Regions from separate parts of the Mus musculus genome. Here region 1 is linked to region 2. Evidence: chromatin loops called from intact Hi-C (ENCODE). Cell type or tissue: left cerebral cortex. All regions are shown on one strand.

The links. Peaks named below come from ENCODE experiments on the same cell type or tissue, not always from the same donor. Only the 100,000 strongest peaks of a DNase experiment are listed, where the experiment ranks them.
Region 1: a loop joins it to region 2, with 10 times the contacts of the local background. A loop is called at or near these places in 4 of 42 quality-filtered maps.

What each region holds. Positions count from the first base shown.
Region 1 is chr9:63,135,216-63,143,215 of GRCm38, reverse strand. It overlaps Skor1 (SKI family transcriptional corepressor 1), which reads left to right. Exons shown (of 9, transcript NM_172446.3): 4 at 862-972; 5 at 1,431-1,502; 6 at 2,785-2,859; 7 at 3,088-3,162; 8 at 3,653-3,718; 9 at 4,251-5,052. The coding sequence ends at 4,345. Among named protein-coding and RNA genes, the nearest start is that of Gm25064, 5.9 kb to the right of the region's middle. In left cerebral cortex, a CTCF peak has its summit at 7,172; DNase peaks (open chromatin) are centred at 4,510, 4,674 and 7,178; H3K4me3 peaks cover 579 bases.
Region 2 is chr9:63,509,706-63,517,705 of GRCm38, reverse strand. Iqch (IQ motif containing H) reads left to right here. Exons shown (of 22, transcript NM_001311098.1): 12 at 5,386-5,469. All of the region lies in intron 3 of Gm16759 (a long non-coding RNA gene), which reads right to left. Among named protein-coding and RNA genes, the nearest start is that of Gm39358, 52 kb to the left of the region's middle. In left cerebral cortex, CTCF peaks have their summits at 4,612 (motif pointing right) and 6,472 (motif pointing right); no DNase peak of the experiment used is centred here.

The DNA of each region.
Region 1 (8,000 bases), 370 kb after region 2:
AGGGGCGGAAAGAGACGGAGAGAAAAGGGGTGATAGAGAAAGGGGAAGAAAAACAATAGAAGAAAAAGAAAACTAAGTGTAAACTCCAAATCTCAGGGTTTGGCTACTTAAAAATAATCCCAACCCATCCCCTTTCACTCACACACGCACAATCTCCAGTACACCTCATCGGAGATTTAAACCTTTCCAAAAACCTACGCCTGCCTGACATCTCTTTTACACCATTTCATTTATCCAGAAACGTGCTTAGCCTTAGGCTGGTGGCCTTAAGGGGGTGGCCGGGCCTGATCCGGGCACAGGGTGAGGGCTAGTGGCTGCGCTCTAGGGTATCCCAAAAGGCTGCGGCCCCAATCAAGAATCACCCCTGCATTTGCATTTGGGATCCTGTTGTTAGCTGGGAAAGAGCGGAGGTGAGGGGTGGGCAACAGAAATCTAAGCCGGCCTGTGCAGCCGGGTGCGGGACAGTGTCCTACAACACCAATGCCCGGAAGGTTGTCACTTGGGTTACGATCTCTGCTGGAGTGGCGCGGACAAACCCGGCGGCCACGCGCTCTCCCGGTGCCCCAGTATCTGCGCACGCAATGTAGGTCGCTTGTCCCTGGTGGGCTCAGCTGCTTGTCTTGATCTTTTCCTGGGGGCCAGGGGCTGGGGCGGGGACGTGTAGCCCGGAACGGAGCAGACCTTGTGCAGGGGAGGGGGTACCCGGCCCAAAGCCTCAGGGCGCGCGCCTGGGCGCACAGCCGGGAACCAGAGGCGGCCACGACGTTTTTAATTAGGGCTTGGGCGCCCCAACCGAGGCCGCTCTGCAGTATCCGGGTCACGGTTTCTTTGCCTCTCCTTGAAACTCGGTCTGCCTTTTAGAGCCGGATAAGGAAGACAATCACTCGACGACAGCCGACGACTTGGAAACCAGAAAATCCTTTTCAGACCAAAGGAGTGTCTCCCAGCCAAGCCCTGCAAATACAGATCGAGGTGAGCCCCGGCAGTCCTGGCTCTCACCGGTAGCCTTGAGCTGAGGATCCAGCGCATCCGGGTCACCACAGGCTTGGAGGAAGGTTTTAATCACGAACAAACGATGCCACTGAGCAGATAGTTAACGTTGTGGGGGAGGGGCAGGCCGGGTTTCCGGACTTGTTTCCTCTCTGTTGGCATTGAGGGTCTTCTGAGTACAGGAGGTGGGTACTAAAAGGAAAGGGGAGAACCACCTCATTCACCTAGAATAGATCGAAGGGCGCCTCCTGCCAGGGTTCAGCCTCCTGAACTCACTTGCCTTCTCCCAAAATTACTGTCTTGGAAGGTGGGGAGGTGGGAAAGCCACGCGTCTGGCGTAAGTCCTTCCTTTGGCGGGATTCCCAGGAGCTCCCCTCCCCCTCCCCTCTGAAGGCTTTCCCGAGGACAGAATCCCCCTCTTACCTGCCCTTGTGTCGTAGGTGAGGATGGGCTCACTTTGGATGTCACAGGAACTCAACTGGTGGAGAAAGATATCGAGAACCTGGCCAGAGGTGAGGTTAAATGCGAGAAATGGAGCCATGAGGTACTTGAGATAGAGGGACTCTTAAGAGGAGAGGGGCTGTAGTCTCTAGTGACTCACTTCACCCAGAGGGGGTAAAAATCACCCTTTGGACACCTGGCACAGGGGTGCAGGTGAGAGCACCCAGTAAGTTTATTGGAAGTTTGGGTTCCCAAGACCTGAGTCTGTCTTGAAGGACCCGGTGAGAAAGAATTGGTCTTGATTCTGGGACTTGTAACCAGTGGGCAATGTGGGTCTCTCAAAACCCAGGGAAAATGGAGCTTTTCCTGAAGAACAAGATGGCAGACAGGCACTTATTGCAGAATGCATGAAAGGCTACCTTTCTCTCTGGGACTGAACTGTTCACATAATAATGTAGTAAGGTTGGAGCTCACTTGCAGACTAGGACACCCTCTCCTGTTGCTGCTTAGTCTTTGGGAGATTGAGGGGGGGTAGCTTAAGGGGACAGGGGTTTTGAACCCCTCTCTGGCTCAGCATCTTACATTCCTGTGTTGCCAAGGAGCCTTTTCATGGAAGGACCTAGATACTACTGAGCTCCTGCTGGGGCAGCTTGTCCTTGCACTCCCCCCAGAACAGGTTTCTGGCGGCATTGAACTGAGCCCCCACCCCCCACCCCCGCACCAGGGTGGCAAGGGGGGGGGTAGGAGCAGTGATCTTCCACTCTTCCTAGCCTCAGATTGATGTCACAACTTCAAGACCATTGTGCTTGAGAGCCTCAGTACTTCTTGAAATTGTAGACAAACTTTCTGTGTGTGTCTCTTTACTTCCTTCCTTCCTTCCTCCCTCCCTCCCTCCCTCTTTCTTTCTTTCTTTCTTTCTTTCTTTCTTTCTTTCTTTCTTTCTTTTTTTTCTGGCAAGGCTGTTCATGGTTTTATCAGATTCTCCCTGAATTGCCTTTAGAGCAGAGATTAGAAGTCTCCCTTGAAATAGGGAATGGTGGTTGTGGGGCCATCCTCTAAGGTTGAGCAGTTACTAGAAACTTAAAAACAAATGTTGGGGCCCCAGTTATTCCCGGGAGCCAGGGGTTCAGACATGTAAAATAGTTTGCACCTTCTTGAATGTGAACACCCTGGCACCTCTCCCAAGCCCCCATCGTCCATCCAAAGCTTGGAGCTCAAATGAGAAAGAAAAGCCAGAGCTTGGGACGCCTCGACTCAGGTGTCAGGACTGTTGGCCAGGACAGACCCTTGGCCCCAGTGGGTACCCTGGATTGCATCAGTCTCATACTTTACCTCTCTCCCAACCCTTCACAGAAGAATTGCAGAAATTGCTTCTGGAGCAAATGGAGCTTCGGAAGAAGCTGGAGCGGGAATTCCAGAGTCTCAAAGGTACTTCCTTCCCCGCCCCTCAACAGCTTCCCAAACCTGCCCCAGGAACTGGGTGCGGGCAGCAGCCACCGCTTGCCCCAGGGGAGAGAAGAACTCCAGGGCCCAGCGTTTCCAGCTAGGTGAAGGACTGGATGGGGGTGGGAGCAGGGGTGAGGATGGGAGGGAGCGGGAAGTGGAGCCGGGAGAGGAGGCTGTGCTTAACAGCTCTCACTTAATCAATTTGCACAGATAATTTTCAGGATCAAATGAAGAGGGAATTGGCTTATCGGGAAGAAATGGTGCAACAGCTGCAAATTGTCAGAGGTAAGACGCGAGTCAGGTGAGCGCGCGCACGGCCGTAACTGCCTCTGTCTGGCAGGAGCCGCAATGTTGGCTCAGTCATTTGGATTTAAATTGAAGGTAATTTAACAATTATTTTTTTTATTTAATATCCTTTGTATAGTCTGATTAGCCTCAGAATGGCAAGCGAGCCCAGCAAACGGCTTGCAGGCATCATTACGTGGAGTGATTGAACTTCTTAGCGCTGCAATTTCCACGGTTTCTAAATTAAAAATCGAGGCGTAAAATTACCTGGGAAGTAATGCCTAAGTTTGCTTTAATTTTGGTTAGATCCGTCTGCCTTTAAGCGCCATCCCAGGCCATTTCCTCCCCCAGCTTCCCAGCCTGCAGTTTGAAGTGTAGGTGTCCCCTCCTTAGTTTCTGGGGTGGTTTCTGTAGGGGAGAGGTTGTGCCCAGGCTGTGACCTCAGCCATCTGCCTAGAGGGTGGTCTCACAGAACTTCCATGTCTTCCAGATACCTTGTGTAACGAACTGGACCAGGAGAGGAAGGCCCGCTATGCCATCCAGCAGAAATTAAAAGGTGTGAACCCAGAAACAAAGATAAGAGACAGACAGACAGACAGACAGACAGACAGACTGAGAGAGAGTCAAGGCTGGTTGTACTATTGGGTGGGTGGGTGAATGGATGGTGAATGGTGGGTGGGTGTGTAGGTGGGTGTAGTTATGGAGATGTTTGAAAGAAAGGCGGCCTGGGTCCACGTGGATCAGAAGGGAACTGGGGTGAAATTTTATAACTTTGATGTAGGACGAAAAAGCCCATTGAGCTCTGAGCATCCGAAAATTTGCTTTCTGGCCTAACCCTAGACTGGGACAATTAGACCTCTTTGTGCCTCGGTTTCCCCGTCTGTAAAATGGGGCTAATGGACCTAAGAAATAGTTCTGACTGGCCAGAGCCTCACTCTTGCCCCTCTACCTCCCTTCTGCTCCATTGAGAATTCCTGTGCCCAAGGGCTGGATGGGTCCAGCGAGGGGGAGGGGAGACTGGTGGAGCTGGGTGGGGGGCAGGGAGGCAGGCGAGGCGGCCAACGAGGTTGGTGTGACTCTCTCTCCAGAAGCTCACGACGCCCTGCACCACTTCTCCTGCAAGATGCTGACACCCCGGCACTGCACCGGCAACTGCTCCTTCAAGCCTCCGCTGCTGCCCTAGCGCCGGCTTGGCCGCGCCCACGCGCCCTCAAGCCATGCTGCTCCTTTCTGTAAATACCCGCTGCAGTGGCGGCCCAGAGCGAGGAACAAGCCATTAGGACCTGACCGTTGTAAATACAGCCGCCCGCCCGCCGGTCCCCAGCCGGGCTCCGTTGGGTTTCCCATTGTAAATACTGCCTCGCCCCTCCTTTGAACTCCAGGGCATCAGACCTCAAGGGGTAAACTGGACCCACCGGGGAAAGAAAGGGAAGAGGGGAGACCTCTTCTACGACCCCTCCCACTCGGGCCCGAGTAGGGCCTGGGACCCCGAATGTGAATATAACGTAGCATCTTCGCTGGCTATGGCCGTGCACTCCCCGTCCTGTCCACTTCTGAAACTCTTGTTCCTAACGACAACGTGGCTATGTGCAATGGAGACAAACTGGACTGTGAGTCTCTTGGTTCAGTATTAGGTTCACTTTATTTATACTGTAAGTTATTTTACTTCCCCTGGGACCCTTTCCAGTCCTCGTTTTACATTCATTCCTCTTTGGATTTGCTTTGTGATTTTGTTGTTGTTGATGTTGTTGTTGTTGTGTAATGTAACAGCACTTTAAAAGGGCGACAACTGACTCACGAGATGGCGACCATCTTGAGCCTATTTGGGGAGACCTGTATCCGTGACTTTTGTTTTTAATAAAAAGAAAAAAAAATCTGTTACTCCTTGGGGCTGCGGAGTTGAGAGTGCATCCAGTAGGTGGAGGAGGAAGAGGGTGGGAAGGTGGAAGACGCTGCCACTCAAAGATGGGGCTTCCGGATGCAAGTGAGGACCAGTGGTCAAGGTTAGAGCGGTGGTGCTCTCTCAGGAGACCTCATAGCGCTCCAGGACCACTCTACAGATCCACCTAAAACTCACTCAATCTCCTCCCCCGCATCAGGGCTGCATCTCCCCCCCCCCCCCGGCTTTACCCGGGGAGGGGGATTACTGCCTTGTCCCCTGGACAGTGGTCCCTTCCTTCCTGCGATTTGCTTGTACAGCCGGAAAGTTAATTTTTACCCCTTACATTTCCTATGTGTGAAGTCACCTGCAGGGATTTGGGGTGCACTCAGCAAGAGAAGCCTCTCCAAGCTGTTAGGAATCCAGAATTCGATCATAATTGCTCTGCTTGCTGAAGCGGGCATCATAGACCAGGAACACTGGCCTGGTAGAAGTGAGGAGTGAAGGGCTAGAAAGGAGCTTGGCGAAACTGATCTAGAAAAGATGCTGAGAGTTTGCCGTCCCGCCCAGACAGATGCCCTGTGGTGCATCCTCAAGAAGCCTGTCTCTACCCCGAAGGAGGAAGCTCTGTCCTCATTATAATAATCTCCCCCTCCTAGTCCCAGGGCATTTTTGGAGCTGGAGAAACCAAACCCCATGAGGAATGTGAGGTCTGCTGGCTGCAGATGCAAGGGCCAGGACTCTCCCCGGGCTGTGGCCCGGAAATGCAAATCCTCACCTAGAGGCCACCAGCCTCAGTTTCTGCAAGGAAACTGCAGGAAACCCATTCTTTCCTGAGTAGTGTGGAGGACGGAACTGAAAAAGCTCTTTCTCTTACGAATTTTTCAGCCCAGACTGGCTTTCATGTCCTCCTCTGGCTAGCAAAGGTCCTGCGATGTGCCCTTTATTTTTTCCAGGTCCTCACTTCCCAATCTCCATTAAATGTCGTTCGACTGTCTCTGCCCTGAGGCTCAGGGAAACACTCCAAGAAGAAAGCCCATCTGCAGGCCGCTGCCTGGACCATCGCCTCCAAGAACAGGCTCTCAGCCTAGCACCGCAGGCTCTCCCCAAGCACTCTCTAGGGGACCTTGGAAGCGAAGTCGAAGTCGGGTCCTGCAGTTCTCTGGAGTTTCAGGCGGGGAGTTTCACTGGAGGCCTTTTGTGATGCAGGCAAGCTGGGACACAGTCTGGGTGATGGCGAAGAGAAGCAGATGCTGAGCCCCTTGCACGGGTGAAACCCAAGACTACTCAGTCCCTGGGCTGTGGCTGAGACCCTTCAAGCCTCGGATACTGAGAGAACAAGACTGGTGTGGAAGTAAGGGTGGTGGGGTCAACCAGGCAAACTGTAGGGCTCCCTCTTGCTATTCTCTTTCTGGGATCCCCAAGGCCTTGGAATCATTTATGTAGGGGTGAGGTAAAAAGGGCATGGTTACTCTGCTCACTTCTGGGCTGCACCCACCGCGAAAGTGAGACCCACTTAGGAAGTGACTTGTGTTCCCAGGGCACCCCTGCAGGAGAGGACACTTGCAGATTGCATTCGAGTATTCTGTGGTCTCAATGCATCTAAATGCACAACCCTTTTCTGTAAAATGGGCAGGACAGTTGCCACCTAAGCCCGAAGGTCCGTGGCTACACACCAACTAAGGAGTCTGGAGAATATTGAATTCTCGCGTTTTCCCTCCAAACTCCCCCAAAGTGGAAAAAAGTATACAGGGACCTTGGGCTAGCCAGAAGGAGAGCCTCAGATGGTAGGGAGCCTCTCAGGGTTGGAGGTGTTGGTGGATTCGACCTAGAAAGTTCCATCGCGCAAAAAAATAAAACAAACTACAAAACACAGAAACCCTCCTGGGCTCTGCATCACTTAGAAATGGCTTGTTCCCCCCCAAAATGTTAATAACCAAACGATTGGTATGGATGTAATTATCAATAATTATACGAATTATTGCTGATTGCGGGGCTCGTAGCTACTTTAATTAGCTTACCAGATTCTAATTAAGTTAAATGAAACATTAATAGAGAAAATATGCTTTAAAAAAAAACCCAGGATTTTTAATGTCTATTTCTCGCCACAATGTTGCCACCTTGCGACGAACTTTAGGCATTACAGCCATCGCAAGCGGCTCAGACACCTTCGCTCTAGCAGAGAAAAGTGTGCTTGCGGGATTAAGGGGGATTGTGGACACCGGATTTCTCCGGGTGTTTGCTTTGGCAACTCTGTTTCCCTGCGTTCCCTACAAGACTCTGCCTCTGGAATACAGGTCCGGAGCTGGGGAGCTATGTAAACATGCCCGTCCACGTCCTTTCTCTAGAGGAACTCCATCCCTTTTGGGAGCTGCGTGGGACAGATTGTCGCTCTCCACCACTGCGACAAACCTTTCCTAAGAGACTAAGTAGAGAGATGTTTTATGCCCTTGAGACACCAGTAAATTGCTTCTCACCTCTGTCTCCTCTGCCAATGGGTTCCTCACGTCCCTGGCACAGCTAACTTCTGAGTTCTACAGGGCTTCAGGTTCCTGAGTCTAGGAGGACACTTACTTTCTTGTTATCTTTGGCTGTATGAGTCGGCCTCCCAGGGGACCACAAGTACCTCCACAACTAAGGTCATATCTTATTTTTCCTCCAACGGTACACGGTGCCCACGTGGAATATCCACGTGAAAGGATAGTTCATCTAGGTGCTGGAAACGTCTGAGGGAAGGGATCCCCAGGTGCTTCCGGACAACAGCCACTGAGATGCAATTACGCTCATTTACATAAGGTTAATTAAGCTCGAGAGCTCGCTGCTCTCAAAGAAGATCCTTCATCAATAGAATTAGTGTTGGGGCAGGGTGTCGAGTAATTTATCATCAACTTAGGAAAGAAAACCCTTCCTCCTGTCCCAACTGTGTCTCAAGAACACTACCTCCACATTTTGCAAGCCC
Region 2 (8,000 bases):
TGTCTGTGGAAGTGTAGCACTGGAGAAGGCAGGGTGGGGGCAGGGAAACCATTGCCAGGAACCAACACTGAGCACCACAGATTTAGTAAAGACTAGACTAGTGGAGTAACGTGAGAGACAGCTTACTAGTGTCCTTCTTTCATGTGAAGTGGGGACGCTCATGTGGGACAAGATGGAACATTCTATAAAACTGGAAACAACTGACTACAATGGGACACACCTCTTAGCCTTGCTCTCAGGAGGCAGAGGCAGGCAGATCTCTGTGAGTTCAAGGATACCCAAGTCTGCACAGAAAGCTCTAAGCTAACCAGGGCTATATAGTAAGACCTTGTTTAAAAATAACAACAACAAAACAAATAAACAAATAAAAAACAAAACCAAAATACCTGAGAATAGTTTGCAGGTGATAAGAATAGCCACAAGAAAGGAAACCAGGAAGACTGAAGGCCCCTTTCTGCCACTTCTGGGCTTTTCTATACAGACCCAGAACATTCTACAAATCCCTCTTGCCATTCTTTCAATTTGCCATAAATTCTCTAGATTAGTAAGCACAATTGTAGAGTGAAAGGCTGTGAATGAAGAGTGTGCACAAGCCAAGGAGCTGGGGATGCGCATGACTGAGTCTGAGTAAGATCCTCGGGCACACTGTGGTCACTCATGTTCACTCGTTCAGTGAGATCCTGTCTTATAACGTGGACAGCAAAAGAGGAAGACACCCAATGCCAACCTCTAGCCTATGCCCACCACACAGGCACACATGTTGCATGCATACATATACCATATACAAAGAAAGAGAAAAGGAAGGAAGGAGGAAGGAGAAAAAGGAAGAAAGAAAAGGAAGGAGTTTTCAGATACAAGGGCCTACCAGCGACATAAAGAGGGGCTGTGTTCAGATAGCTCTGATAGTTTTGTGCTTATAGAAATAATAATGATCCCACATTTATATGAAGGTTTGTTTTGAGATTTTAGTTTGGCTCAGCTGAGGTTAGGAAATGAATATTAATGAAGGGAACACTTATTTCATAGCCTGTGCTGGGCATCCTGGCCCGGAGGGAGGATGTCTGAGAAAGATGGATAGATCTTAGTGGAAGCAAGGGAAGATAGACTGTACTACAGACTTGGTGTCTTAAAACAGTGCAAATAGGCTGGGCATGGTGGCACATGGCTTTAATCCCAGCACCCAGGAGGAAGAGCCAGGTGGAGCTCTGTGAGTTCAAGGCCAGCCTGATCTACAAATAGAGTTCCAGACAGCCAGGGCTCTTTTACACAGAGAAATCCTATCTCAAAAAATAAACAAAAACAAACCAACAAAGAAAACCAGTACAAATAGAAACTGGAGAGATGGTTCCACAGAAGTGTTTCCTGCTGCTACAGAACAGTTCAGTTCCCAGCATACCTGCTAAGCAACTCACACCCACCTGCAACTCCAGCTCCCAGGGTCAGAAACCCGCTTCTTCAGACATTCATTCATTCATCCATCCATTCATTCATTCATTCATTCTCTCTCTCTCCCTCTCTCTCTCTCTCTCTCTCTCTCTCTCACACACACACACACACACACGTATGTAATGTTTTATTTTTTAAATACAAGATAGTATATTGCAATTCTGTGGCTCAGAAGTCTACAGGGGACTAAAATAAAAATTCCAGTAGAACTGTGGTTTTTGTTGGAGGCCTGATGGGAAGATAGGGTTTTTTTTTTTTTTCAAACTTGTAGACATTATTCACGGAAGAATTCGTAAAGGTTCTTGGTGCTCTCTCACCATCCTCAAGGCCGACAGCTCCCTGTGCCTCCCTTGGATGTCTCACTCCTTGCCTGCTACTCTCCTGACTGCCTCCCCCACTCCTAAGGATTCTTGTAAAAGGTGTACCTAGAAAAGGCAGAAGTCTTTTTATTTTGAGGTCAATGGTTAGCAACCATATTTCCCTTTTTGCAGGTAGCCGAGCATATACACAGGTTCTAGCATTGAGATGTCGGCCTGCCACAAAAACAGAAAATTAAGATGGAAAATTATTAAAGAGCTGTTTTCTCTTCTATAATTTTATGCTACCATTTGAAGAGGCTTCTCTTGTATGTTATGTATTTAAATTGGTCATATGAGTGAAATATAAAGTAGTTGGAATGTATAAGAATTTATAGATGTAGGTGACTTTGGGAAAAGCCCTGATCCCCGACTTCCTCCTCTATAACAGGATAAGGTTGAGGCTGATGGCTTTTTCAGTGTTCCTAGTCTGACCTCTGATCTAACTATACTTTTGTAGTTATATTCTTTTCTATTATCAATTTATTTATTTATCTTATATCCCGATGAAAGCGTTCCCTCCTCCCAATCCCTCCCTCTCTCCTCCCCTCCCCGTAACCCACCTTACTTCCCTTTCTCTTCAGAAGAGGGGAGGGCTCCCATGGATATCCACCCACCTTGACATGTCATGTCAGTAAGACTAGATGTATCTTCTCCTATTGAGGCTAGACATGGCAGCCCAGTTCAGGGGAAAGGGATCCAAAGGCAGCTCCTGTCCTGCTGCTGTTAAGGTCACATGTAAAGACCAAGCTGCATAACTGTTACACATGTGCAGAGAACCTAGGGCCCTCCTATGTATGCTCTCTGGTTGACCGTTCAGTCTTTGTGAGCCACTAGGGGCCCAGGTTAATTGATTCTGTAGGTTTTCTTGTGGTGTCCATGGCCCCTCTAGCTCCTTCAATCCTTCCTCCCTACTCTTCCACAGGAGTCCCTAAGATGCCCCTAATGTTTGGCTGCGAGTCTCTCCATCTGTTTCCATCAGTTGCTGGGTGAAGCCTCTCAGATAAGAATTATGCTAGGTTTCTGTCTGCAAGTACAGCAGAGTATCATTAACAGTGTCAGAGGCGGGCTCCTGCTCCTGGCATGGGTCTCAAGCTGGGCCAGTCATTGGTTGGCCATTCCCTCAATTTCTGCTCCATCTTTATCCCTGCACATCTTGTAGGCAGGACATATTTTGGGTCAAAGGGTTTGTGGCCGAGTTGTCCCAATCCCTCCATTGGTAGTCTTGCCTGGTTACAGGAGATTGCTGGTTCAGGTTCCGTATCCCCCATTGTTAGGAGTCTTAGCTAGGGTCTCCCTCCTTTATTCCTTGGAGTGTAGTTATATTTTAAAGTATGATTTCTCAGTAACACAGACACAGTGCTCAATACCCCAAAGCCACAGTTGTGGTTCTTGCTGATGCTTGCCTGGTTGTTCTCACCATAGTATTTAATCTATGCTACCAGCATTGTAAGAGCTTTCACCTATCATCAACAAATGTACCTTGTGGATGTGCACTGCATAAAAATAAACTTGACTTTAAAACAAAACAAAAGCCAAACGTGATTCCCTAGGGCTGGGGGAAGGCTCAGTCATTAAGCACACTTGCTGCTCTTCCAGAGGACTCAAACTCACGTCCTAGCAACCACATCGGGCAGCTTACAACTGCCTGCAACTCCAGCTCCAAGGAATCCGATGCTCTCTCCTGGCCTCTCTGGGCACTTGCACATATATAGCATACATACACACATGCATGTACACACACTCACATACCCACTCACACATGTACATGTCAATAAAAATCTAAAAATGCCTGCCTACTTTTGCTTTATTGGCGGTCTATACATTGCATGTCATGGGATGCCCATGTTGCTTATCACAGAATGTGTCCTGTCCCTTGGAAGTGCACATACCTCATAACGTTAAAATAACTTATCTTTCATATTATCTTTCATACTATGAAAATTTCAAAGTGTTTTCATATCTGTTATTTCACATGATTCTCTATAACAATTTTCTGAGAGTGCTAACAGAAAATGGGTTTTTGAATAGGGCTAAGTAGCCAGTTCTTATAGCTTTGTGTATGTGTTTACATCCTTGATCAGCGGTAAAGAGGTACCAGTAATTTGTTGGATGGCTGGCCTCAAGCACATGAATGAAGCACAGACTTTCTCCTGTGCTGCACATTGCGACTACAAAGTGATCAAAGGCCTTTTACATTTTAAATTGGACATCATCTGAATGAGAAATCTCACGATTCCTTTTATCTTTACTTTAGAAAGAAGACGTAGGCACAAATGGTCTCAGGAGTGGTTTTACATCACACTCTATTCCTCAAGCATTTTCCTTATCTATTTATCGCTTCAATATATGTTATTTGTTAATATGTCTTCTAGGACATTTACCTGAATAGAATAAATGTAGACATACAAAACCCTAAGAGTTACAATGTCACAGCCAGGCCTAAGAACAACATTGAAAGCCTACCTACTTCCGTTCACTTGCACATGTGGAGTGGCTCCCTAAATTATTAATTACTTCAGAAATTAATAGTCATTTTCTAAAAGGACCCAAACCATTCCTTGGTCCTCTGTCTCTTTAATTGTTAAGTTCATGTACATAACACAGAGAGACTTTCAGATGAATTATTAACTCATTTGCTTTTCTGATGTTGTCTGGTGTTTAAACACTGACATCAAAGCAAAGACGCAATTATCAGAGTTTATTTGGTCCGAAGCCCCCTTGCATGAATTGCTATAGTTTTCCTTATGCTGAAAAGCAATATGTCTCATCTCCTGCATGTGTCTGTAAAACCCCTTTCTCGGCAGCAGTTTCACCACAGACTTGTGTTTGGGCTCAGTAACCACAAGGAGGCATGGAAGCATCTCTCAAAACATGAGAAGTGGTTTTAGTTTTTAAGAGAATTCTACCTTCAGTTCCTCGCAGCACCTCTTCCTGCTTGTGAGGGTGCGTGGCTCAGGGTCAGACTCACTTGTGATGATGTGAGCAGGAGCTGCTGCTCTTTCATGAGGATTTCTGGACAGTGGGGACATGTGTGTTTTCCCTCTGTTCCATCTCCAGTAAAAACAAAGGAACCATGAGACTTTCTTAGTACTAGCAAAGTAAATGCCTTGACCGACAGCTTCTTGAATCTGTGAGTTCCTTGAATAGATGTTTCTGACAGCAAAGGGTTTAACTGAGCCCCGTGTAGCATGGTTCTGTGATCCAGCTTCAAAGCACCACATGATTTTAAAGCCAAAGCAATTCCTTCAGCCCGAGCCTAATGTTCTTAGATGTCGTGACCACTCACATTAAATGTCAGATATTTTCTCCACGAATTTGTAATTTTGGTTATCAAGAGCTTTGTTGGTATTGAAAAAAACAAGAGCCTCTATTGCAGAGCTTGCTACATAGCTTGTCTTCCACCCTGGCTGTGTGCAAAGTACAGACTGAAATCTTAGGAGTTTATTGTTTCTGTAAGATGCTGCAGAGGGAATACATTTTGACCTAAAAAAAATGCAGACTGTGCCATTCTGAAATTCCCATCTGCCACTCTTCTACATCAGTATGCTGTCTCTGTTTTGACACTTTGTTTGCCTTTTAGGGTACTCCCAGTATGTGAGAAAACACATTTTTGATTTGGACGTAGAACAGAACATGCAGTTGGGGAGGCTGTGCGACATCATAGGTACAGTAAATAGTTTTACATCAATGACTGTCACAACCTTAAAGCAGATATTGGTAAAGTATTCATTATTTCTTATTTCCACCCTCTACAAGGAAAGAACTTAACACTCTAATTATTTTCTGATTATTTTAAGTAACATATTTACAGTGAAATCAACTTGAATTTTAAAATGTTCAAACAATCACTCAAATAGTTTTCTAAATTCTTTTTTGAATAACAGTTTCTCTCCAATAGACTCAAATAATTTGTGTTATTGAGTTCTTGCAGTGAATGGAGTCAAAATTCTCTTATATGTGTCAAAAATGTCTATTGTGTCTTCTGGGCAGAGTAAAAGTGGTGCCCAAGCGAAGAGCGTTGTCTCCACTGTGAGAGTGGGAGGGAGCAAAGGTGACTGTGAGAAAGCCTGTGCCTGTAGAAGGGATTCCTAGAGATGCGAGCCTGGGATAGATGGAGATGTCTCTGCAGAGTCCAGTGCTGGAGGAGCTCTTTAGTCAGCTCCCAGCTCAGACCTGAGTCCAGGAGAGAGAAATACACAGATGCCAAGGCTTAAAAAAAAAAAAAAGATTATAAGCATATGCAATAAATCAAGTCAGTTTGTGAGGAACTGGCTCAAAATTAAAGGTTAAATAAAAATTAGATTTTTAGAAGTTTAGAAGAACTTCTTTGTTAAAATATAATCGCTTTGTCCCTTATTTAAGCGATACCTTAAGGAAGAATTTTATATTATCAACGGCAAACTTAGCTGGCTCCCTGGAATGGCATACTTTACATGATTCATAGATATTTCAATATCATTATTATTTTATAAATGCCATTTGGTAACAAAAATACATCAGTACTAGAAATTTACAGTGTCCTAAAATAATAATAGTCTAATTGCTTTAATATGTTATCTAGGCACCGATGCTGTGTTTCTGCATTACACAACAGCAAGCCCTTTAGTGATGTGAGATTGATTTGTTAGCGCTGAGCTATTCCAACTAAAAGCCTGGCTGGCTAGAACCACTGAGGTGCAGCAGAGGGCAGACTTTGCTCTGATTTATTTGAATTAATTTTTTCCTCCGCTTTTTATATACCCTTCTATATATAGTACAAACCACCACAAAGGAGTATTTTTATAGAAGTTCCTTATTATAGAAGAAAAAAGTATTAAGCTACAGTTTTTGAGTAATCCCGTAGTTCTGTCTGTCCCTTCAAAGATAGACAGTTCTGAGAGATTGTGCCATTTTCTGGTACATTATCACTCTGACACAGCAGTATGACCACACAGTCTCTTCAAGAGCAGGGCAGTGCAGAGGGGACCACCGACGGTAACAGTGCTTTCTTGTGAAATAAAAATAGGAAAAGGAAATGAAAAATGATTTGGGGAAAAACCCCACTTCTTTTATTCTGTTAATTACTAGTAAAGGGCAGTGGTCTTCCTGCTTATTCAGGAGGGAAGCAGAGACTATCTGATCACACTGCTAAACCTTGCCACTGGATGTTGTCTGTGACATCAGGATTGTCTGGTAGAGGCCCTTTAGCTAGTACCTTTCAATTTCTGGATGAGTAACAGAGGAACTGATTTTGACTGCCAACCAAAGAAACGTTCATCTTCATAACTGATCCTTTCTATAGTTAATAGTGAATTGAATTTGTAGATTCCTAGTGAAATCACACTTACCCTGTATATTACAGTTAGTGATGTATATTGCTTTGGCATAAATGAACAAGAGAAGTGCAATTCTCATTTGGTTTCTTATTATTTGAAGCCTAGAGATTTCTTTCCAAGCAAAATTCTTCTTCTGTTACTATAGCTATTTTTGCTGTTTATATCCTATTATTTTATGTTTTTCTTTAAAAACAAAACACAAAAATCAAAGCAATAATAAGAACACACATTTGCCTTTTAGGCCCACTAGTTTGGTAAAACACTTACTTTCTTCTCCAAAACACAAGGCTAGCAATAAATCACATGATCAGTCAGCGATTGGATACAAGTTATTTAATTACTGTCTGTCCAGCTACTTTATCTTGATGTTTATACGGCAATCTGGTTTCAAAATAAAATGGTAGCCCCTTAAATATTCACACATATGGAGCACCTCCACAGCAGCCTTTCCCGGGCAGGTTAAGAGACGCTTTGTCTTCACAGGGAGAGGCTCTTCCTGCGTGCCGTCTATCTCACCAAGTGAGCAAAACATCCAACCATCTAAATCTCTGTGTTCTTCTAAATCCCCAGCTACCCATGAGGGCTTATTGAGTAATTCCTGTGTAGTCTACATTGTCCTGTGGCTTGGGGAACATGCAGAATATAAACCTTGAATTTCAGGGGCCTGGTGAGGGCTGATGGGAACTCAGTTGGGAGAGTGCTTGCCTAGCATGCATAAAGCCTTGGCTTTGACCTCCAGCACTGCAGAAGCCTAGCCTGGGAGTATAACCCATAATATCAGCACTTAGGGAGTGGAGGCAGGAGGGTCAGGAGTTCTAACCCAGATTCCACTGCATAGTGAGTTAAAGGGCAGCCTGGACTACATGAAACCCTGTCTCAG